Linked DNA regions of Homo sapiens: region 1 is linked to region 2. A link is an interaction called in ENCODE POLR2A ChIA-PET data of the cell type or tissue named here. Cell type or tissue: GM12878. All regions are shown on one strand. Each heading gives the region's core, and the rest is flanking DNA. Links, peaks and the distances in the headings are about the cores only. Region 1 overlaps DRG1 (developmentally regulated GTP binding protein 1). Region 2 overlaps SFI1 (SFI1 centrin binding protein).

Evidence for each region. Peaks named below come from ENCODE experiments on the same cell type or tissue, not always from the same donor. Only the 100,000 strongest peaks of a DNase experiment are listed, where the experiment ranks them.
Region 1: POLR2A ChIA-PET joins it to region 2 with 5 read pairs; 3 of 35 experiments call an interaction of 5 or more read pairs at or near these places.

The regions. Positions count from the first base shown.
Region 1 is chr22:31,405,264-31,417,638 of GRCh38, reverse strand. It overlaps DRG1 (developmentally regulated GTP binding protein 1), which reads right to left. Exons shown (of 9, transcript NM_004147.4): 4 at 6,558-6,627. Among named protein-coding and RNA genes, the nearest start is that of DRG1, 12 kb to the right of the region's middle. In GM12878, for the core only: no CTCF peak of the experiment used is centred there; no DNase peak of the experiment used is centred there.
Region 2 is chr22:31,530,400-31,542,774 of GRCh38, reverse strand. It overlaps SFI1 (SFI1 centrin binding protein), which reads right to left. Exons shown (of 33, transcript NM_001007467.3): 4 at 11,646-11,717. It also overlaps the pseudogene RPS26P59. Among named protein-coding and RNA genes, the nearest start is that of SFI1, 40 kb to the right of the region's middle. In GM12878, for the core only: no CTCF peak of the experiment used is centred there; DNase peaks (open chromatin) are centred at 3,774 and 5,564; H3K27ac peaks cover 3,333 bases.

The sequences.
Region 1 (12,375 bases), core at 3,691-8,690, 130 kb after region 2:
GCGTGATCTCGGCTCACTGCAACCTCCGCCTCCTGGGTTCAAGCTATTCTCCTGCCTCAGCCTCCCAAGTAGCTGGGACTACAGGCATGCATCACCATGCCCAGCTACTTTTTGTATTTTTAGTACAGACAGGGTTTCACCATGATAGCCAGACTGGTCTCAAACTCCTGATCTCAAGTGATCCACCCCCCTCAGCCTCCCAGAGTGCTGCAATTACAGGCATGAGCCACCAAGCAGCCATGATTTTATTTTTATTATTATTATTTTTTGACACAGAGTCTTGCTCTGTCGCCAGGCTGGAGTGCAGTGGTGCAATCTCGGCTCACTGCAACCTCTGCCTCCCAGGTTTAAGCGATTCTCCTGCCTCAGCCTCCCGAGCAGCTTGGGACTACAGGCGCGCACCACCACACCCAGCTAATTTTTGTATTTTTAGCAGAGACGGGGTTTCACCACCTTGGCCAGGTTGGTCTCGATCTCCTGACCTGGTGATCCACCCGCCTCGGCCTCCCAAAGTGCTGGAATTACAGGTGTGAGCCACCATGCCCGGCCTTATTATTATTATTATTTTTTTTTTTGAGACAGGGTGTCTGTGTGCTGCCCAGGCTGCAGTGCAGTGGCATGATCATGGCTCACTGCAGATTGACCTCCTGGGCTCAAGAGAACCTCCTACCTCAGCCTCCCGAACAGCTGGGACTACAGAAGCATACCACCACATCCAGCTATTTTTTTTTTTTTTTTTGAGACAGAATCTTGCTGTCACCAGGGTGGAGTGCAATGGTGCAATTTCCGCTCACTACAACCTCTGCCGCCTGGATTCAAGCGATTCTCCTGCCTCAGCCTTCTGAGTAGCTGGGACTATAGGCACACGCCACCATGCCCAGCTAATTTTTATATTTTTAATAGACACGCGGTTTCACCATGTTGGCCAGGATGGTCTCGATCTCTTCATCTTGTGATGCACCTGCTTCAGCCTCCCAAAGTGCTGGAATTACAGACTATGGAATTACAGGTACCTGCCACCATGCCTGGCTAATTTTTGTATTTTTAGTAGAGATGGGGTTTCACCACGTTGGCCAGGCTGGTCTTGAACTCCTGACCTCAGGTGATCCACCCACCTTGGCCTCCCAAAGTGCTGGAATTACAGACTGTGAGCCACCACACCCGGACGGCCAGTGATATCTTAAGCCCAGTGACTGAAGTGATAGAAAAGGAGGTCAGAGAGGCAGCCAGGGGCCAGGTCATTTACCGTAGCTTGTAAGCTATGTTAAGACTTTGGGTCTCATCCCAAATAATATGGGAAAACATCAGAAGGTATAGCCAACAAATGACATGATCTGACTTCTTTTTTTTGTTTGCTTTCTTGAGACAGAGTCTCACTCTGTCACGCAGGCTGGAATGCAGTGGTGTCATCTCACCTGACTACAACCTCCGCCTCCCAGGTTCAAGTGATCCTCCCATCTCAGCCTCCCAAGTAGCTAATTTTTGTATTTTTAGTAGAGATCGGGTTTTGCCGTGTTAGCCAGGATAGTCTGGAACTCCTGGCCTCAAGTGATCTGCCTGCCTCTGTGCTGGGATTACAGTCATGAGCCATCGTGCCTGGACTGATCTGACTTCTTATACACAATCATACTAGCTGTAGTGAGAAGATACTACAGAGCAGTAGGATAGCAGCAAGAAGGCCAGTTATGGGGCTATAATGTTAGAGACAAGGCATAATGAAGGAAGTGACAATATAGGTGAAGAGTTTGCAGTCACTACGAATCAAAGGGGAAAAAAAAAGAAGGTGTTGGGGAAAGTGACCCATTATACAGAGAAAATTAAAATTGGATACCCTTCTAATATCAGATATAAGAGTAGTCTCTAGGTAAATAAAGGACCTAAAAGTATAGAAAAAACAGGAGACTATATCTAAGACCTAAGGAAAGATAAGGACTTCTTAAATAAAACTTTAAAAGCACAAACCATAAGAAAAAATAAAGAGTAGGCCAGGTGCTCACACCTGTAATCTCAGCACTTTGGGAGGCCGAGGCAGGCGGATCACTTGAGGTGAGGAGTTCTAGACAAGCCTGGCCAACATGGTGAAACCCCGTTTCTACTAAAAATACAAAAAAATTAGCCAGGCGTGGTGGCACACACCTGTGGTCCCAGCTACAAATAAAGTGTAGATTCTAACAAAATTAAGGATTTTTATTCAACAAATACCACCTTGGACAAAATTAACGGGAGAAGATATTTATAATGTCTAAAGATGACAAGGAATTAATATCGAGAGCAGTGGTATCCAATAAAAGTTTCTGTAATAATGAAAATATTCTGCATCTGTACTGTGCAATACAGTAGTTACTAGTCAAGTGTAGCTAATAAACACATAAAATGTGGTTTACATAATTGAGGAACTAAATTTTAAATTTTATTCAATTGTAATTAAATGTTAGTCACATGTAACTAGTAGATATCATATTAGACATAGAATTTAAGAGAAATACTTGAAAAACAGTAAGACAACAATCACTGCCTAGGCAATATATCGAGATTCTACCCCTAAAAAAGTAAAAATCAATCAGCCTGCCATGGTCGTACATGCCAGCAGTCCCAGCTACTCGGGAAGCTGAGAAGAGAGAGACTCTCGAGCCCGGGGTTTTCGAGACCACCCTGAACAACATAGTGAGACTGTCTCTCAAAAAGTAAAAAATTAGCGGGTATGATGGTACATGCCTGTAGTCCTTAGCTACTCAAGAGGCTAAGAAGGAAGGATCACCTGATCCCAGGAAATTGAGGCTGCAGTGAGCTGTGATCATGCCACTGTACTCCAGCCTGGGCAAGAGAGCAAGATCCTATCTCTAAAAAAAAAAAAAAAAGAAAATGTGCCATGAACTGAGAAGCATGATTAACTCAACCTTTTGGTAGAGTTTCCTCCTTAGCATAGTAGCCAGCATGTCAGTCACATAAGTTTTTCACTTAAGGATGAAAAAGGGGGAAAAAAAGAGTGGCTGGCCTCTAGATATATTTCAAAGGTAAAACCAGCTGGATATAACAACACAGTAGATGTGCGGGATGAAAGGGAAAAAAAGATTTGACCTAAAAGTTCTGAAGGATAAATTTGCCTTTACTGAGATAGAAAAGACTAAGGGAAGAGCAAGTTGAGGATGGGAGATCAAGAATTTTTTTGTTTTTTAATTTTTAAATTTACTTTCATTTTTTAATAGAGATGAGGTATCACTATGTTGCCCAGGCTGGTCTCAAACTCCTGAGCTCAAGTGATCCTCCCGCCTCAGCTAAGATCAAGAATGTAATCTTACACGTTAACTTTGAGACACCTAATTAGACATCCAAGCAGAGATATGTTGGCAGCTGGTATGCACTTCATCAGAGGGCAAATTACTGCCACACATTTCATAATCATTAGAATATAGATCCAGACATTTAAAACCAAAGAACTAGATGAAATAACTCTCATTTGGCATAGACAGAGCAGAGACAGAGAAAAAAAGAATCTCCAAGATTAGGTGTTGGGGCAATCCACATTTAAAGAGTCTGATGATGGGGCAGATCAAGCAAAGGAGACCAGGAAGGGGCACTGGTGTCAGAGATCAGGTAAAGCAAATACTCCAAGGATGGAGTGATCAACTGTGTTATTCTCTTTAGAAAGATGTGGACAATAAATTGGCCATCAGGTTTGACAACAGGGAAGTCATATGTGTTCTTGTTAAGAATAGACAGGTGTCGGGAGGGCCCGGTGGCTCACCCCTGTAATCCTAGCACTTTGGGAGGCCAAGGTGGGTGGATCACCTGAGGTCAGGAGTTCAAGACCAGCCTGGACAACGTGGTGAAACCCCATCTCTACTAAAAATACAAAACTTAGCCAGGCGTGGTGGCAGGTGCCTGTAATCCCAGCTACTCAGGAGGCTGAGGCAGGATAATGACTTGAAACCGGGAGGCAGATATTGCATGAGCCAAGATCGCACCATTGCACTCCAGCCTGGGCAACAGAGTGGGACTCCATCTCAAAAAAAAAAAAAAAAAAAAAAACCCACAATAGGTAGGAGTCTAAGAGAAAATAATGCATCCATGAAACAAGAATAAGATGCTAAAAAAAGGAAAAATCAGAAGACAGAAACAAAGTCTTAGAAATTAAAAATAATACTAGAGCAGAAATACACTCAATAGCAGGATTAGAAGACAATGCTGAGAAAATCACATAAAGAAAAAATTAAGAGACAAAAGATAATTTTAAAAAATTAAAAGGGCCAAGTGCAGCAGCTCACACCTGTAATCCCAACACTTTGGGAGGTCAAGGCAGGAGGATCACTGAGCCCAGGGGCTCAAGACCAGCCTGGGCAACAGAGCAAGACCCCTACAAAAAAATTTTAAAAATTAGCCCACACGGTGTTGCGTGCCTGTAGTCCTAGCTACTCAGAAAGCTGACATGGGAAGATTGCTTGAGCCTATGAGTTCATGGTTACGGTGAGCTACGTACAATCAGGCCGCTGCACTCCAGCCTGGGTGACAGAGTGAGACTCTATCTTTATAAAAAAAGAAAATTAAGAAAATTATAAACCCAGAAGTCCAGCATTCTATTAGCAGTCCTTCCATAAATAAGGAACTCAGAAATAGAGGCAATTATCAAAGAAAACAGGAAAATCTTCCATAAAATGAAAGATATGAGTCATCATGCTGAAAGAGTCTACCACACCAGGAAAGGGAGATGGAAATTAAAAATAAAAATAAAAAAAAGGCAACCCAGGCAACATGGCAAAACCCTGTCTCTACTAAAAATACAAAAAAATTAGCCGGGTATGGTGGCACGCACCTGTAGTCCCTGCTACTCGGGAGACTGAGGTGGATAACCTGAGTCCAGGGAGTCGAGGCTCCAGTGAGCCGAGATCCCACCACTGCACTCCAGGCTAGGTGATGGGAGTGTTTCAAAAAAAAAGAAAAAAAAAGGCTCCACCAAATATCCAGCAAAATAAATCAAAGAAAAGAAAGAGAGGGCCAGGCACGGTGGTTCACACCTGCAATCTCAGCACTTTGGGAGGCCGAGGCGGGCGGATCACGAGGTCAGGAGATCGAGACCATCCTGGCTAACACGATGAAACCCCATCTTTACTAAAAATACAAAAAATAGCCGTGCATGGTGGCGGGCGCCTGTAGTCCCAGCTACTCAGGAGGCTGAGGCAGGAGAATGGCATGAGCCCGGGAGGCGGAGCTTGCAGTGTGCCAAGATGGCACCACAGCATTCTAGCCTGGGCGACAGAGCGAGACTCCATCTCAAAAAAAAAAAAAAAAGAAAGAAAGAAAATAAAACAAAGAAAAAGGAAAAGCCCAAACCAAGAATTAGTTTGCTGAAGTAGCTTTTTTTTTTCTAACACAGAGGCTCACTCTGTTGGCACGATCTCAGCTCACTGCAAGCTCCACCTCCCGGGTTCACGCCATTCTCCTGCCTCAGCCTCCCAAGTAGCTGGGACTACAGGCGCCCACCACCACTCCCGGTTAATTTTTTTTTGTATTTTTAGTAGAGGCAGGGTTTCACTGTGTTAGCCAGGATTGTCTCGATCTCCTGACCTCGTGATTTGCCCGTCTCGGCCTCCCAAAATGCTGGGATTACAGGCGTGAGCCACAGTGCCCGGCCTGAAGTAGCTTTTAAGATCTTCCAGTGAGGGAAAAAAGTTGGTTTTTTATCAAAAAACAAAAAAAAGTTCTAACTATTGGACTCAACAGCAATAGTAGATGCTAGAAGATAGCGTTCTTCAAATTTCTGAGGGAAAATGACTTCTAATTTATAATTCTATAAATAGCCAAATTAATGACTCCAGTACAAGGGTAAAATAAAAATAACCTTCAAACATGAAAGGACAGCACTCTGGGAGACTGAGGCAGGCAGATCACTTGAGCTTCAGCCTGGGTAACATGGTGAAACTCCGTCTCTACCAAAAAAAAAAAAATTAGCCAGGCATAGTGACACACCCCTGTAGTCCCTGCTACCTGGGAGGCTGAGGTGGGAGGATCCCTTGAACCCGGGAGGCAGAGGTTGCAGTGAGCCAAGATTCTCCCACTGCACTCCAGCCTGGATGACAGAGTGAGCCACTGTCCCAAAAAAAAAAAAAAAAAGAAAAGACAGAAAAATTTAACTGTATCATTCATCTTCTCTGGGGAAGTTATTAAAGAATGTGCTTCAGCAAAACATCCCAAAAAAGTAGACACTGCCTCTAGGAAACAGAAGATCCCACACAAGAGCAGAAAATCTCAAGACGACAGCCATATAAAATGTCTAAAGCTGCATTGTCCAATACAGACTCCACTAGCTCCTTAATTGTACTAGGCACATTTCAAGAGCTCTATACCCATACATGCCTAGGAGCTACAATGTTGGACAGCAGAGATTCAGAACATTGCTAACGTTGCAGCTGAGGTCCCTTCAAGCTTCAACTTAAATGAGAAGTCAGGTGAAACTATGCCCTTCACTGTGGTATAATCTCCAAGCCAAGTAGTCCCTGACTAAAAGAATAGTACCAGAGAAGGGAATGATATCCCAGGATGGTGGCACTTAAACCACTCACCTGCAATGACTTGACGACCTCTACCTTTCCCATCCTTGGCACCTTCAATGATACCTGGGAGATCCAGGAGCTGCAAGATTAAGAATGGGGGAAGAGGATGAAAGAAAAAACTGGTTATAAATTTGAAAATATCAAACAGAATTAATTTATTTCTCAAGTACCTATAATTTATCAGACCCAAATCCAATCTTCCTTATAAGCGAGTGTGTGAATATTACTTTTAATAAGCACCTACTAAATGTCAGCTACAGGCTTTTTTTTTTTTGGAGATGGAGTTTCATGCTTTTTGCCCAGGCTGGAGTACAACGGCACAATCTCAGCTCACTGCAACCTCTGCCTCTCGGGTTCAAGGGATTCTCCTGCCTCAGCCTCTCAAGTAGCTGGGATTACAGATACCTGCCACCACGCTGGCAAACTTTTTTGTATTTTTAGTACAGACGGGGATTTCACCATGTTGGCCAGGCTGGTCTCAAACTCCTGACCTCAGGGATCCACCGGCATCAGCCTCCCAAAGTGCTGGAATTACAGGCGTGAGCCACCACGCCCAGCCTATAGGCGTTTTTTGTTTGTCTGTTAGTTTTGGGAGATGCCAGCCTATAGGCGTTTTTTGTTTGTTTGTTTGTTTTGGGAGAGGAGTCTCACTCTGCCGCCCAAGCTGGAGTGCAGTGGTGCCACCTCTGCTCACTGAAACCTCCACCTCCCGGGTTCAAGCGATTCTTCTGCCTCAAATTCCCGAGTAGCTGGGACTACAGGTGCACGCCACCACGCCCAGCTAATTTTTGTATTTTTAGTAGGGACGGGGTTTCACCATATTGGCCAGGCTGGTCTCAAACTCCTGAACTCGAGATCTGCCCGCCTCGACCTCCCAAAGTGCTGGGATTACAGGCATGAGCCACTGCACCTAGGCCGGGCTTTTTATGTACCTTACCTCCTTGAAAATGCCTAACAACCCTGTGAGATAAGGATACTAGCTGAAGTTCACAGCAGGTAAGTGACTTGTCCAAAGTCATAGTCCTAATAGGTTATAACCCATGTTTTCTAGCCAAAATCCATTATTCTACATTATTTTTTGTTTGTTTGTTTTTAAAAGACGGAGTCTCACTCTGCCACCCAGGCTGGAATGCAGTGGCGTGATCTCGGCTCACTGCAACCTCTGCCTCCCAGGTTCTAGCAATTATCCTGTCTCAGCCTCCAGAGTAGCTGGGACTACAGGGCATATGCCACCATATCTGACTAATTTTTTGTATTTTAGTAGAGTCAGGGTTTCGACGTGTTGCCCAGGCTGGTCTCGAACTCCTGAGCTCAGGCAATCCACCCACCTCAGCCTCCCAAAGTACTAGGATTACAGGAGTGAGCCACCATGCCCAGCCAATTCTACATTAATATTTTTCAGTGTTCCCCCACTTTTCAGAAGGCTGAGCCTCCATATAAATTCCTTACAGCAGGTATCAGCTGAATCTTGATATTTACATATGATACATATTGCAATTTCTGCAAATCCCCAACTCACAAAAATTTTTGTAGCCGTTCTTAAGCAGGCACAACCGAATCACCTGGAAAAACTTTTAAAATGTAGAGAGCTGAAACCCATCCCTGCAGATTCTGATTTGAAGGGCCAACAGATAGGGATCTGTACTTCAAAAGGCTTTACAAGTGACTCTGATGTATGTCCCCAGTAAAAAATGACTGCTCAGGCTGGGCCCAGTAACTCACACCTATAATTCCACAGCACTTTCCCAGAGGCCGAAGCAGGCAGATTGCTTGAGCTCAGGAGTTCGAGACCATCCTAGCCAACATGGTGAAACCCCGTCTGTACAAAAAATACAAAAATTAGCCGGGTATGGTGGCACACACCTGTAATCCCAGCTACTCTGGAGGCTGAGGCACAAGAATGGCTTGAACCCGACAGTCGAAGGTTGCAGTGAGCCGAGATTATGCCAGCCTGGGCGACAGAGTAAGACTCCATCTCAAAAAATAATAAAAATAAATAAATAAATTTTAAAAGATTTTAAAAAGATAAAAATGACTGCTCAACTGCCCAGGAAATGCAGTAAGGTAAAACTTCACAGAACTCAGTGTACCTAATGATGTGATTGAAAAACCAACCCCACAGCACATGTGATTCAAATTTACATCTCAGCAAAATTATAAACTATTAATTTGACTGCCCTTAAGAATCAGTCAAAACAGTTAAAACAAATATAAAATCTAAAAATACCAAGGGTCTACTGTATGGCAAATACTGAATTATACACATAAATGAACTGAAAACAGATGCAGCTTATTAAAACATCACTTAAAATATCTTTTTTTTTTTTTTTTTTTTTTTGAGAATGAGTCTCGCTCTATCGCCCAGGCTGAAGTGCAGTGGTGCAATCTTGGTTCATTGCAATGTCCGCCTCCCAGGTTCAAGCGATTCTCGCACCTCAGCCTCCTGAGCAGCTGGGATTACAGGTGCTCGCCACCATGCCCCACCAATTTTTTTTATGTATTTTTAGTAGAGACAAGTTTTCACCATGTTGGCCAGGCTGGTCTCGAACTCCTGACCTCAAGTGATCTGCTCGCGTCAGTCTCCCAAAGTGCTGGGATTATAGGCATGAGACACAGTGTCTGGCCTTGCTTTTTCATAGGGATTCTCAGCTGGGCATGGTGGCTCAAGCCTGTAATCCCAGTACTTTGGGAGGCCAAGGTGAGCGGATCATCTGAGGTCAGGAGATCAAGACCAGCTTGGCCAACATGGTGAAACCCTGTCTCTACTAAAAATACACAAAAAAATTAGTGGGGCGTAGTGGCGGGCACCTGTAATCCCAGCTCCCTCAGGAGGCTGAGGCAGGAGAATTGCTTGAACCCAGGAGGCAGAGGTTGCAGTGAGCTGAGATCACACCACTGCACTCCAGCCTGGGCAATGAAGCAAGACTCTATCTCAAAAAAAAAAAAAAAAAAAAAAGAAGGAAAAAAAGGGGAGTCTCGCTCCATCACCCAGGCTGGAGTGCGGTGGTGTGATCTCGGCTCACTGCAACCTCTGCCTCTCAGGTTCAAGTAATTCTCCTGCCTCAGCCTCCCGAGTAGCTGGGATTACAGGTGCCCGCCACCATGCCCCACTAATTTTTTTTGTGTATTTTTAGTAGAGACAGGGTTTCACCACATTGGCCAAGCTGGTCTCGATCTCCTGACCTCAGGTGATCCGCTCACCTCGGCCTCCCAAAGTGCTGGGATTATAGGCTTGAACCACCACGCCTGACCAAAACATAATTTAAATCAGATATGCTTTGCTCTAAGAATATAAGAAATTACAGAAATATACTTTGCATTAAATAAACTGCAATGAAAACTGATTTAGCAGGTGCGAGACAGTTCAACTTCTCCATTCAAGAACGTACTCAAAAAAAAAAAAAAGAAAAATGAAAATAAAAAATAAAAATAAAACAAACAAAAGAACATACTCAGGCCCAGGACAGTGGCTCATGCCTATAACCCCAGCACCTCAGGAGGCTGAGGCAGGTAGACTGCTTGTGTGCAGGAGTTCAAGACCAGCCTGGACAACATATTGAGACTCTGTCTCTACAAAAAAATAAAAAATTAGTCAGGCATGGTAGTGCATGCCTATAGTCCCAGCTACTTGGAAGGCTACGGTGGGAGGATCACTTGAACCCAGGAGGTCGAGGCTGCAGTGAGCCATGATCGTACCCGTGCCACTGCATTCAGCCTGGGTGACAGAGCGAGGGAGAATTACCATGAGGCAAAAGTACAATAATAACTGTTACAGACAAGACCCACAGATGGATGCGAAAATGAGCAGGCAAAAGTTTGAGGAAAAACAGGATTTGCATCTTCTTGAAGTATCTCCCCTAAAATATATATTAACTGTCCAAAAAAAGGTAACTTTAGAGAAACCCTACAGACACAACCATAACCAATTGATGGAGGACAATATCACCAATAAGACATACTGACAATATGAATCCCATGGTAGGAGGCACTGAGAAAGACAGTATCATTTCTGTGGTATTCTTGCCAAAAATACCTAATAAGTCTAACCAAGAGAAAACATCACACAAACCCAAATTGAGGAACATTATACAAAATAACTGATCATTACTCTTTGAGAGTGACAAGGTCACAAAAGATAAGACAGAGACTACTGCAGATGGCAAACAAATAGACAGAAATAGCTAAATGCATCATGGGATGATCCTAGATAAAAATTTTAGAAGAGAAAAAGGACACTGGTGGAAAAAACAGGTAAAAATTAAAATAAGATCTATAGTTTAGTGAATACTGTTGCAGAAATGTTCATCTATCTCTGATAATTTTTCTATGGTTATGTAAGATGTTAACAACAGGAGAAGCAGGCAAGTGATACGAGAACTCTTTGTACTATGTTTGCAACTTTTTTTTTTTTTTTCCGGGACAGGGTCTCATTCTGTCGCCCAGGCTGGAGTGCAGTAACACGATCTCGGCTCACTGCAACATCTGCCTCCCAGGTTCAAGCAATTCTCCTGCCTCAACCTCCCTAGGAGCTGGTATTAAAGATGCCTGGCTAATTTTTTATTTTTAGTAGAGACAGGGTTTCAACATGTTGGCCAAGCTCAAAAAGTTTATACAAAATGAGAGAAAAAAAGACCACGAGAGAGAATTAAAAGCTCACCAACATGAATGCAAAATTATGCAGAATGAAAGAAGCCTATGGAAAAGAAAGTGCATTTATATTTATATGTGGTTTTTGTTTATGTAAAGTTCTTAACATGTAAACTAATCTACAGTAACAAAAAGCAGGTAAGTGGCCAAGCGCAGTGGCTCACACCTGTAATCCCAACATTTTGGGAGGTCGAGGCAGGCAGATCATGAGGTCAGGAGTTCAAGACCAGCCTGGCCAACATAGTGAAACTCCGTCTCTACTAAAAATACAAAAATTAGTCGGGCATGGTGGCACATACCTATAGTCCCAGCTACTCAGGAGGCTGAGGCAGGAGAATCACTTGAAGCCGGGAGGAGGTTGGAGTGAGCCGAGATTGTGCCACTGCACTCCATCTTGGGCAACACAATGAGACTTCGTCTCAAAAAAAAAAAAAAAAGAAAAAAGAAAAAAGAAACGGCCAGGCATGGTGGCTCACGCCTATAATCCCAGCACTTTGGGAGGCCGAGGCGGGTGGATCACCTGAAGTCAGGAGTTCGAGACTAGCCTGATCAATATGGTGAAACCCCGTCTCTACTAAAAATACAAAATTAGCTGGGCATAGTGGTGGGCACCTGTAATCCCAGCTACTTGGGAGGCTGAGACAGGAGAATCACTTGAACCCGGGAGGCGGAGATTGTAGTGAGCCAAGATCACGCCACTGCACTCCAGCCTGGGCAACAGAGTAAGACTCCGTCTCAAATAAAAAAATAAATAAACCCCCCCACACACACACACATGCCCAACAGTATGAGCCTAACTGATGTTAGCAAGAACTCAAAAGGATAATCTACATGAATAATCTAAAACTGTTCAAAACTGGAATATGACTATAACTTCAAAAAGATCATCTGAAAGAGAGAATGAATAAACTGAGGGAAAAAGGGCAAGGGCTTTCTAACTGTGGCAGCTGAACACAGGCAGAAAATTTATTAAGGCCCGGCCAGGCACGGTGGCTCAAGCCTATAATCCCACCACTTTAAGAGGCCAAGGCATGTGGATCACAAGGTCAGGAGTTCAAGACCAGCCTGGCCAATATGGTGAAACCCAGTCTCTACTGAAAATACAAAAATTAGCCAGGTGTGGTGGCATGCGCATGTAGTCCCAGCTACTTGAGAGGCTGCGGTAGAAGAATCACTTAAA
Region 2 (12,375 bases), core at 3,442-8,441:
CACAAGAATTGCTTGAACCCAGGAGGTGGAGGTTGGAGTGAGCTGAGATCAGGCCACTGCACTCCAGCCTGGATGATATAGTGAGACTCTGTCTCAAAGAATGAATAAATAAATAAATAAATAATAGTATTTATATATATATTTTTGAGACAGAGTTTCCCTCTTGTCGTCCAGTCTAGAGTGCAATGGCACGATCTCAGTTCACTGCAACCTCCGCCTCCCGGGTTCAAGCGGTTCTCCTTCCTAAGCCTCCCATGTAGCTGGGATTACAGACATACACCACCATGCCCAGCTAATTTTTGTATTTTTAGTAGAGATGGGGTTTCACCATGTTGGCCAGGCTGGGCTTGAACTCCTGACCTCAGGTGATCCGCCTGCCGTGGCCTCCCAAAGTGCTGGGATTACAGGTATGTGCCACCATGCCCGGCCTATTTTTATGTATTTATAGCACCCATATGTTGGAATACATCAAATATACACACACACACACATTTGTGTACATATAAACAAGCATGTGTGTATGCATACATAAATGATTACATCATACACATTAAAAGCCTGAAAAGACTCCAGAATATCAAACTAATGCCAGTGGTTCTCTCTCGGGGGGTGGGGGAGAGATTATAGGAGACTGGCTCCTAAACTGTACATTTCTTTTTTTTTTTTTTTTTTTAAAGACGGGGTCTCACTCTGTCACCCAGGCTGGAGTGCAGTGGTGTGATCTCGGCTCACTGCAAGCTCCGCCTCCCAGGTTCACGCCAGTCTCCTTCCTCAGCCTCCGGAGTAGCTGGGACTACAGGTACCCACCACCATGCCCAGCTAATTTTTGTATTTTTAGTAGAGACGGGGTTTCACCATGTTAGCCAGGATGGTCTTGATCTCCTGACCTCGTGATCCGCCCACCTCGGCCTCCCAAAGTGCTGGGATTACAGGCGTGAGCCACTATGCCCAGCCTAAACTGTACATTTCTATAATATTTGAAAGACTGTTGAACAGATTTATTCACAATTCTTTTTTTTTTTTTTTTTTTTGAGATGGAGTCTTGTTCTGTTACCTAGGCTGGAGTGCAGTGGCACCACCTCGGCTCACTGCAACCTCTGCCTCCTGAGTTCAAGCAATTCTCCTGCCTCAGCCTCCTGAGTAACTGGAATTACAGGCACACCTGGCTAATTTTTGTATTTTTAGTACAAACGGGGTTTCACTATGTTGGCCAGGCTGGTCTTGAACTCTTGACCTTGTGATCCACTTCCACGGCCTCCCAAAGTGCTGGGATTACAGGCGCAAGCAACCACGCCTGGCCTACAATTCTAAAAAATTGTAATAAAAAGGAACCGTTTGCACATGGTGAAATGAACATAACCATTTACCTCCTTCCATTCCCCACGCCGCATTAAATAACAGCAAATGTATTCAAAAAGGTGTAAGCCTAAAAAGACCAAGAGAATAGGAGAAAGGGTGACAGACAAGAGCCGTCAACAAATTTTAGTCAATTTTAGGCAAGAGAGTGGCAGATGAATCACCAGATAAAGGAGAGAACTAAGTGTCTTCTTGTAGGGGGAGAAGGGAGACAAGAAGCACCCAGCTGGTGGCACAGGCCCCAGAAAGGGGTGGAAATGAGACGCATCAGGAGGCGAGGAGCTGTGGACTGAGATGAAAACACAGGACTGTTTGCAAGCCTATGTGTCAGAAGTGGTTAGGCCCCTGGATCCCATTATTCACTCATATTCACTCAAGCAAAGACTCAGGTATATCTCCGGAGAGGCGAGCCAGAGGAGAACTGGACTCCAGAATACTAGGCAAAGCTTGGGAGATGGTCCTAGACCAAAAGTCTACAAACTGAACAATGACACCCACCATCCCTTTCCCTGCTTGCAGCCAAGCTTATAATTAACACCTTCAGCTGGATGCAGTGTCATGTCTATAATCCCAGCACTTTGGGAGGCCAAGGTGGGTGGATCACTTGAGGGCAGTCCGAGACCGGCCTGGCCAACATGGCGAGACCCCCATCTCTACTAAAAATACAAAAATTAGCCAGGCGTGGTGGCGCATGCCTATGGTCTCAGCTACTTGGGAGGCTGAAGCAGGCAACTCGCATGAACCTGAGAGGTGGCGGTTGCAGTGAGCCGAGATCATGCCATTGCACTCCAGCCTGGGTAACAGAGTAAAACTCTGTTTAAAAAAAAAAAAAAAATGTAGGCTGGGCGCGGTGGCTCACGCCTGTAATCCCAGCACTTTGGGAGGTCAAGGTGGGTGGATCACAAGGTCAGGAGTTCAATACCAGCCTGGCCAAGAGGGTGAAACCCCGTCTTTACTAGTAACACAAAAATCAGCCAGGCATGGTGGTGGGCACCTGTGATCTCAGCTACTCAGGAGGCTGAGGCAGAAGAATTGCTTGAACCTGGGAGGTGGAGGTTACAGTGAGTCAATTGCGCCACTGCACTCTAGCCTGGGTGACAGAGTAAGACTCTGTCTCAAAAATAAAATAAAATAAAAATAAATAAATAAATAAAATAAAATAAAATATAAATAAATAACAAATTAAAAAATTAAAAAATTACCACCTTCATCTCAATCCCACCCCCCCACCCCGTGCCAGAAGGAGTTAGAGGGTATCTCTTTTGTCTGGGGAAAACTGATCAACCTAAGGGGAAAGGCCTTCAGAGACACAGACAGCTAGATTCCCTGGTGAAATCTGCCCCAAAAGCCTACAGTGAAGCCTTCAAGTTATAAGTCTTCATGCTTACATATAAAAGCTTCTGGCTGGGTGTGGTGGCTCACACCTGTAATCCCAGCACTTTGGGAGGCCGAGGTAAGGCAGATCACCTGAAGTCAGGAGTTTGAGACCAGCCTGACCAACGTGGTGAAACCCCATCTCTACTAAAAATTCAAAAAGTAGCCAGGCGTGGTGGTGCATGCCTGTAATCCCAGCTACTCTGGAGGCTGAGGCAGGAGAATCACTTGAACCCAGGAGGCAGAGGTTGCAGTGGGCTGAGATTATGCCATTGCACTCTAGCCTAGGCAAGAGTGAGACCCTGTCTCAAAAAAAAAAGGCTTCTAAAATAAGCTTTTTAGGGTCCTGCTCTTAAATATAAACAGACAATAAAGAATCTCTTGACATTTGAGGAAAGGCTCCAACATGACAGAGTGACCAAAAATACAAAGAAAAAAGGATCTTAGAAGAAACACAGTGTAAGCAGATAAAAATCTTAAACCACATTATCCTCAAAAAATTTTGAGCCTCCAGGATACTATTAAAAAGAAAGGAAACATGCAGAGAACAAAAGAAGCTTTTGGAAATTAAAAAGGGAACATGCAGAGAACAAGAACAAGCTCTCGGAAATTAAAAATATGACAGCAGAAATGAAAAACAAACTCAATAGGTGACACAAAAAGTTGGTTGGTCTTATAGACCACAGTAAGGACTCTGGGCTTTTACTTTCAGCAGGAAGCCACTGGAAGTTTGACAGAATGATGTGACTTGATTTACTCAGACTACCTCCTGAGAAGATACTGACTAGGGGCAAGACAGGAAGCAGGAGACCAATGAGGGGCCATTGGAGTCACTCGGGGGAGAGATGCTGATGGCTTGGACTGGGTGGTAGCTACTGGAGGTCTGAAAAGTGGCTGGATTCTGAATGCATTTTGAAGGTTGAAGCAACATGATTTTGGCATATGGCATTTTAAATTGGGGTGTGAAAGAACAAGAGGTGTGAAGGATGACTTCACCATTTCTGACCTGAGCACTTGGAAGGATGGAGTTTCCACTCACTGAGAGGGGGAGGATGACGATTTCAGTTTCGGGCATACTATGGTGTGACACCCAGTGGAGTTGTCACGTACGTAAAAGTCCAGAGTTTCAAGGCAGAGGTCTTGGCTGGGCATACACATCTGAGAATCACTGTGAGATTTAATGAGATTTTGGTTGTGAGGCAGCTAGAGAAGCAGTGCAAAGACTAGGTGTTGGGATATTCAGATGAGGAAGAATCAACAAAGGAGAGTTAGAAGGGGCAGTCAAACAGGTAGGAGAAAAAACACAAGAGGATGGTAACTAGAACCTGGGAGAAGAAAGGTATTCTAGAAGAAGGAAATGATGGACTCTCTAATGCTACCTGGTAGGTCAAGTTAAAGAAAGTTTAGGAATTCATCATTGATTTTAGCAAATGTAGTGACTTTAACAAAAACAGGAGAAATTCATCATTTGAAACACAGTAGAGGCTGCAGCAGTCAGGGACATTTCTGAAGTGAGGATCTTTGATGCCTAGGTGCTACCCAAGCCATATATGAAGCTACCTTAATATGTGAGTTGTGCCATTCACAGCAAAGTAGTTAGAAATCAATCTCATGAAGGCTGCTAGGACTGAATACCCACACCTCCATTTCGACCTGCAGGCGTTGCCCCATGACTCCCACTAAAACCCGTTAAGAAACTGTGTCCTTAAGGACTGAAGAAAAATTATTCTCCAGAGAAAAATAAAATGGAAATTGTACTTAAAAAAAAAAAAAAAAGGTTAAGGCTGGGTGCAGTGGCCCATGCCTGTAATCCCAGCACTTTGGGAGGCTGAGGTGGGTGGATCATCTGAGGTTAGGAGTTCGAGACCAACATGGTGAAACCCCGTCTCTACTAAAAATACAAAAAATAGCCGGCCATGGTGGCGCATGCCTGTGGTCCCAGCTACTTGGCAGGCTGAGGCAGGAGAATTGCTTGAACCCGGGAAGCGAAAGTTGCAGTGAGCCAAGATCGCGTCACTGCACTCCAGCCTGGGCAACAAGAGTGAAACTCGGTCTCAAAAACAAACAAACAAACAAAAAACAAAGCTAAAACATTATCTAAGCACATAAAGGCATTATTCTGTAGTTTGTGGTATGATATTATTCCCGCCTAACACTCCTAAAATTGAGAAATAAATAACTCAGTATGGAAAAAGCCTAAAAACAAAGATCAGGATGCCCAATGTTCCCCCAAGTAACAAAGAACCTACTTGATTTTAACAGATTGATATTTGATATTGATATATAGATATTAGAAAATAACTATCCCTTCACAAATTTCTAAGTCAATGGAAACACAGTATCAGAATTCTAATTCTGGTAGCTGCTTAGAAAACAAATATTCTCACTCTATCATTTTGTAATTTGCAAAACTGAGGCCTACAGGCGTAACTATCCTCAGATCAAACAATTAGCTAGGGCCTGGGTTAGAACCGAAGCTCAGGTCTCCTTAATTCTAGTCCAGTATTCTTTCCTCTACACCCGCCTACCACTGAAGAGCGAAGACATGAAAAACAGCATAATGCGAATGTTTTAAAGCAATGTAGCAGGTTAGCTAGCAGTCACTGGCTAACCCAACACCCACTGCCAAGCCCTTTTTCTCGTAAGTATCCACTACAGAGGCCAGAAAGATTTCTTTCCAAACCTCCTCTGTAGCTAAAGGTGGCCGGTGACAAAGCTCTGGCCAATGAGGCAGAAGCAGAATGCAGTGGGGAACTTCCAGGGAAGTTTTCTTTCCTGATAAAGAGATCAAACTGACGCCACCCTTACCCCCACCTTCCTGTGTAAAGCTAGAATAGTCATCTTGCAACTACGAAGTGTTACCTATGAGGACAAAGGGCCAATGTGCTAAGGATGTTGAACTAGAAAGGTACTAGAAGCCTGAGTCTAAAACGACATCACTGAACAGCTGAAGCAATACCAGTAACTGCCAATCTCCAGGTGGCTTGTTAAAAAAAAAGAAGTAAATCCCCTCATGCCTGTAATCCTAACACTTTGGGAGGCAGAGCAGGGAGGATCGCTTGAGTGCAGGAGTTCAAGACCAGCCTGGAAAACATAGTGAGACCCTGTCTCTAAAGGTAAAAAAAAAGTTAATTTTAAAAAAAAAAACAAAAAACAGAAAAAACAAATCTCAATTTGTTTCAGCCATTGTTAGGCTTTCTCTTAGAGTCAATGTACTTCTAACATACAATCAGCATTTCCCAAGGACTTGGAAGGCATTATTTGAAAAGAGGTTCCCAGTCAAATATGGGTCAAATATAGATAAATAAAATTGAGTAAAAAATAGATTTTAGGGCCGGGCATGGTGGCATATGCCTGTAATCCCAGCATTTTGGGAGGCCAAGGCAGGTGGATCACTTGAGGTCAGGAGTTTGAGACCACTCTGGCCAACAGGGTGAAACCCCGTCTCTACTAAAAACACAAAAAATTAGCAGAGCATGGTGGCGTGCACCTTTAATCCCAGCTACTCAGGAGGCGGAGGCAGGAGAATTGCTTGAGCCCAGAAGGTGGCGGTTGCAGTGAGCCAAGATCGTGCCACCGCACTCCAGCCTGGGCAACAAGAGCAAAACTTCGTCTCAAAAAATAAATAAATAAATAAAACGGATTTTAGGAAAATAGTGGAGGTAGCAACACAGTTTTCAATCTTTGGATCCCCGAGTAGCATCTGAGGAACCTAACAACAGGAGAACCCTAAAATAGCCAATGAGCTGTTGTTGGAAGGTACAGAGGCCCAATTTAAGACCAGCAGCTGAAACTATGAGTTTTATCCTCTCCAGCACGAGGGCTCACATAAGAACTGAAACAGCTAGAGCAGTCCAGCCCCTAGGGAATCTCAAAACTCATCTGCCAGGGTACCCTTCTAGGACAGGGCTTCATATGGAGGAGAAACAGCCACGGGTAGAAAAAAATTTGAGCAGGAGAGGGTCAAAAGAGACAAGGAAAAAGAAAATCCAGACCAAGTGTGGTAAGGGAACAAAACCAGGATACCCCATTAAAAAAGCCACTATATTTTTGAACCCTAAACAAAAACAACAGAAGAAGGAGTTCTATGAAATTAGTAAAACTTAACCGAACCTTGACTCACTCTAAAAGTTCAGTATAATAAGGCAGGTGTGGTGGCTTGTGCCTACAGTCTCAGCTACTTGGGAGGCAGAGGCAGAAGGATTAATTGAGCCCATGAGTTCAAGGCTGCAGTGAGCTATGATCACACCACTGCAGGGCAATACAGCGAGACCTCGTCTCTAAAAAATATATAAAGACATATAAATTTAAAAACTAAAATTCAGGAAAACTAATTTCACATAAAAATAAGCAATAAAATTAGCCGGGCATGGTGGTGCACGTCTGTAATCCCAGCCACTTGGGAGGCTGAGGCAGAGGCAGGAGAGGCAGTAGAATTGCTTGAATCTAGGAGGCAGAGGTTGCAGTGAGCCAAGATCGCGCCACTGCACTCCAGCCTGGGCAACAGAGCGAGACTCTGTCTCAGCAAAAAGAAAAAAAAGAAAAAACAAAAAAAAGGTCAGGCGCGGTGGCTCATGCCTGTAATCCAAACACTTTGGGAGGTTGAGGGCGGGCGGATCACAAGGTCAGGAGTTCGAGACCAGCCTGATCAACATGGTGAAATGCTGTCTCTACTAAAAATACAAAAACTAGCTGGGTGTGGTAGCACGCATCTGTAATCCCAGCTATTTGGGAGGCTTAGGCAGGAGAATCGCTTGAACCCGGAAGGCAGAGGTTACAGTGAGCCGAGATCGCGTCATTGCACTCCAGCCTGGGCAACGGAGCAAGCAACACTATGTCTCAAAAAAAAAAAAAAAAAAGCAATAAAAAAGCATTTGAGGCCGGGCACCGTGGCTCATGCCTGTAATCCCGGCACTTTGGGAGGCTGAGTTGGGCAGATCACCTGAGGTCAGGAGTTCAAGACTAGCCTGGCCAACAAGGTGAAACCCTGTCTCTACTAAAAATAAAAAAGTTAGCTGGGTGTGGTGCCTGTAGTCCCAGCTATGTGGAAGGCTGAGGTAGAAGAATTGCTTGAACTCAGGAGGCGGAGGTTGCACTGAGCTGAGATCATGGCACTGCACTCCAGCCTGGGCAACAGGGTGAGATGCGGTCTCAGGAAAAAAAAAAAAAAGCATTTGAAGTTATATGAGGAAAGAAGATAAGGAGCAGAATAACACATATATAAACACAAGTATGCCAGAAGATTTGTCCACAAAAAAGAAAAAAAAAAACCTTGTTTACAATCTCAAAATGAGATAAAAGATTATAAGAAAATAAATTCCAAGCTTCTGAAAACTAAGACAAGCAATGAATCTTCAAAAGAGCAAAAATTAGACTAACAGCTTAGAAATGGAAGCCATAGGACAGTGATGGAATATCTTTGAGGTGCTGGGAAAAAACCAGCAGCCCAGACTTTCATACCCAGTGAAAATATCCTTCCAAGGTGAAGATGGAATTAGACAAAATATGAGAGAATTTCTCACTAGCAGACCTACCCGAAAGAGAATACCCTGGGACGTTCTGATAGGAGAAGGAAAATTATCACAGATAGAAACCTGGAGATGTGAGAAGAAAGAAAAAAGGCAACAGAAAGGGTAAATATTTGTTGTAATGTTAGGGCAAAAAAAGAAAAACAAATGAAAAAGGAAGGGTAAGTAGGGTAAATATGTGAATAAATCTAAATAAATATTGGCTATATAAAATGAGAATAATAGGCTGGGCACAGTGGCTCAGGCCTGTAATCCCAGCACTTTGGGAGGCCGAGGTGGGTAGATCACCTGAGATCAGGAGTTCAAGACCAGCCTGGCCAACATGGTAAAACCTTGTGCCACTGCACTGCAGCCTGAGCGACAGAGCGAGACTCTGTCTCAAAAAATAAAATAAAATAAAATGAGAGTAATAATGCTTTATAGATTTAAAAATATACACAAAGAGAGGGAGATGGGCAGAGCTAAAGTATTCTAAGGACTCTGTCTTATCTAGGAAGAGGGTAAAGAACCAATTAACATTAGATTCTGGTAAGTTACAAATATACATTTGTATTTGAATGAAAATACACATTCACATTTGTAACTTATCTGGACAGTCAGTAAAGGAAGAGTAAAACAGAATATAACTTCTAAGCTAACAGTGGAGAATAGAATATGCAATAAATTAAACAAAAAAGAGAGAATTCTGACAATAGCAATTTAGATCAATTCTCCCAATGAACAACAAAAAAAGCAGAGCAAAAAAATTTATTTAAGGCACTGAAGAGCTACCAAGGCAGTGAAGGATGACATGCCCAAGATTCAGAAGAAGGTAAAATAGAGGTGAACAATGCCTAGCACTTGCAGCTGGGACAGGCTACAGCTGAAAACAAGGGAGTAACATGATCAGCTCAGCTGCCCTGCTTGCTTTTGGTCGCTGCTTGTTTCTTTTTTTTTTTGTTTCTTTTTCTTTGAAGCTGAAGGCCACACCACTGAACGCTACAACTTTTTTGAGACAGATTCTCTGTTGCTCAGGCTGGAGTACAGTCACATGATCTCGGCTCACTGCAACCTCGGCCTCCCGGGTTCAAACAATTCTCCTGCTTCAGCCTCCCTAGTAGCTGGAATTACAGGCACCTGCCACCATGCCTGGCTAATTTCTTTGTATTTTCAGTAGAGACAAAGTTTCACCATGTTGGCCAGGTTGGTTTCAAACTCCTGACCTCAAGTAATCCGCCTGTCTTGGCCTCCCAAAGTGCTAGGATTACAGGCAGGAGCCACCACGCCCGGCCCGAACACTAAAACTTAACCTTCATTGGCTACTTTGTAGATAACATTCATAGGTCACCATGGCAATGGTCACTTCAGTTATTCTTCAGGAAACCTGGGCTAGCTCCTGTACAGTTCAAACTGATAGAGACCACCAACCCTTCAACTGGGCCTGTGAAGGAGCCCGAGAGGGACTTTTGATGCCTGAGGGCCAAAAACTCCACCCTTGGATCATGTTAACGCCTCTATTTTCTGTACACGTGTCCTATGACATGCCATGAACCCTGACTACACTTGTGTGCAATGAATGTTACTGCATTTTCCCCACTGCCAATCACCTTTCCCCACACCTTAAACCACCCCAATTCCCTAACCCACAAATATCCCTAAGGCTTATCTTTGGGGAGGCCGGTTTGAGACCTGTTCTCCTACCTCCTCGCTCAGTGGCCTTGCAAGTAAGTTTTTTCTCTTTTGCAAAACCTGTGTCACAGTGATTGATTTACCACACATGGGCAGAATGGACCTAGACCTGGCCAGTAACATAGCCACATCAGGAGCTTCACTGTAAACATACAAAAAGGAAGAGATGGAACAGCAGGGCCCCTCATAAAGTATACAAAGAAAAGATTTCAGAAAACACACACAGGCCAAGTTGGCTTGAGAGACATTGAATGAAGGAGTCAGACTGTCAAAAAATGAAACAGGAAAGATTACAGTAAGGGAAAGAAAAGGGGAAGAGGGGAGCAGGAGGGAACCCAAGACATTTCAGTTTTTAAGAAGTGCTTACATTCTCAAAGGCTGCCAATTCTCCTTTGGAAACATACCTCGCACTGGTCCCTTCTCTCCAGCTCCCCTGCCTTCTGTATGGTGTCCCTGACTCCTGTGACTCTCTCTTGCAGTCCACTCTTAGCACTGCAGCTAAAGCAATTATAACCCAAAACCACAGCAATGGGCAGCACTGGTCTATACAAAATGAAGCTATGACAGAGGAATTTGCTCCTCACTAAAATTTCATTTCCTTTGCCAAAGCCAATTTTTTCCCCCAGGTTCTGCACTTGATCAAGCCAATCTGTCAGTCTCACCAGTGCCCTGAAAGAGCTCAATTACTTCTCTTGGGCAAACACTTTTCCCAGAGAGATCTTATCTATCCTGATTTACTTAAGTATGATTCTTTTTTATTCTTATTTTTATTCATTTATTTTTTTTTTGAGATGGAGTTTCACTCTGTTGCCCAGCCTGGAGTGCAATGGCGCGATCTCGGCTCACCACCACCTATGCCTCCAGGGTTCAAGTGGTTCTCCTGCCTCAGCCTCCCGAGTAGCTGGGATTATAGGCATATGCCACCATGCTCAGCTAATTTTTTTTTTTTTTTTTTGAGAGGGACTTTCGCTCTTGTTGCCGAGGCTGGAGTGCAACTGTGCAATCTTGGCTCATCGCAACCTCCGCCTCCAGGGTTCAAGCAATTCTCCTGCCTCAGCCTCCCAAGTAGCTGGGATTACAGGCATGCGCCACCACGTCCGGCTAATTTTGTATTTTTAGTAGAGACGGGGTTTCTCCATGTTGGTCAGGCTGGTCTCAAACTCCCGATGTCAGGTGACCCGCCCACCTTGGCCTCCCAAAGTGCTGGGATTACAGGCATGAGCCACCATGCCTGGCTGCTCGGCTAATTTTTGTAGAGACGGGGTTTCACCAGGTTGGCCAGGCTGGTCTCGAACTCCTAACCTCAGATGATTCACCCGCCTCGGCCTCCCAAAGTGCTGGGTTTACAGGCGTGAGCCACGGCGCCCTGCCTGATTCTTTCATTTGGTCACTTGCTTGTTATTTTTTTTTCTTTCTTTTTCTTTGAAGCTGAAGGCCACAGTAGCTAGCTAAAGGCCACACCACTGAACACTAAAACTTAACCTTTACTGGCTACTTTGTAGATAACATTCACAGCTCACCATGAATGCAGCTGCAGTCAACTAACAGATATGAAGTTACCACTGTATTACATGGTTATATTAGGGACTGCTTCTACCTACTGGAGGCTGGGGAGGAATGTAACAGCACAAGCCATAATGAAGTTTATATACAGGCTTAATATAAAAGAAAACCCTAGAATGAACTCAACACAATTATGTTGTTCTGAGCTAATACTACCTGGCTTTAGAGGGAAATACTCTTCCAAAAGTCATTCGAATCCATAAATATAAGAACTTTCTGGCCACGCATCTGAAAGAAGGAAAAAAAGCATATACATATTTTAAAATTCCATTTGGCTTACATCAGCAGTTTTCTGGAAAGGAAAGGAAGCCTTTAAGGTCTCAGCAGAGGGATGTTAGTATGAATCAAAAGGCGGTATCATAGCTAATTTTGCATCATACAGGGCATAGGATGGGGCAGATTTATAAAGCTAAAATCAAGCAGATTATTTTTAAAAAATATTTTCAACATAAATTGTCAGTGAAGAGATTAAAAACTTCAAAAATGAGGTACAGGAAGTACATAATAATTCTTTTGTTCATATTATTCTTCCTGCCTAAAATGGCCGGCAAATGCCTGAACCTTCTCCAATGTAAACAGAGTGAGTAGCTGTGTACTCTCAGCACTCTGTTCAAACCCCTCCTGTAATGTTATGACACCATATCACAGAGATCAGCTCACAGGGTGTCTGTCATTCCCTCTGCACTGTGAGCCCCTGAAAGCAGAAATTGGTGCTTTATAGTACCTCCAGTACCTAGCACAGTGTCTGGTATACACACAAAGGTGGCTTGTCTTTTTTTTTTTTTTTTTTTTTTTTGAGACAGAGTTTTGCTCTGTCGCCCAGGTTAGAGTACAGTGGCCCAATGTCTGCTCACTGCAAGCTCCGCCTCCTGGGTTCACACCATTC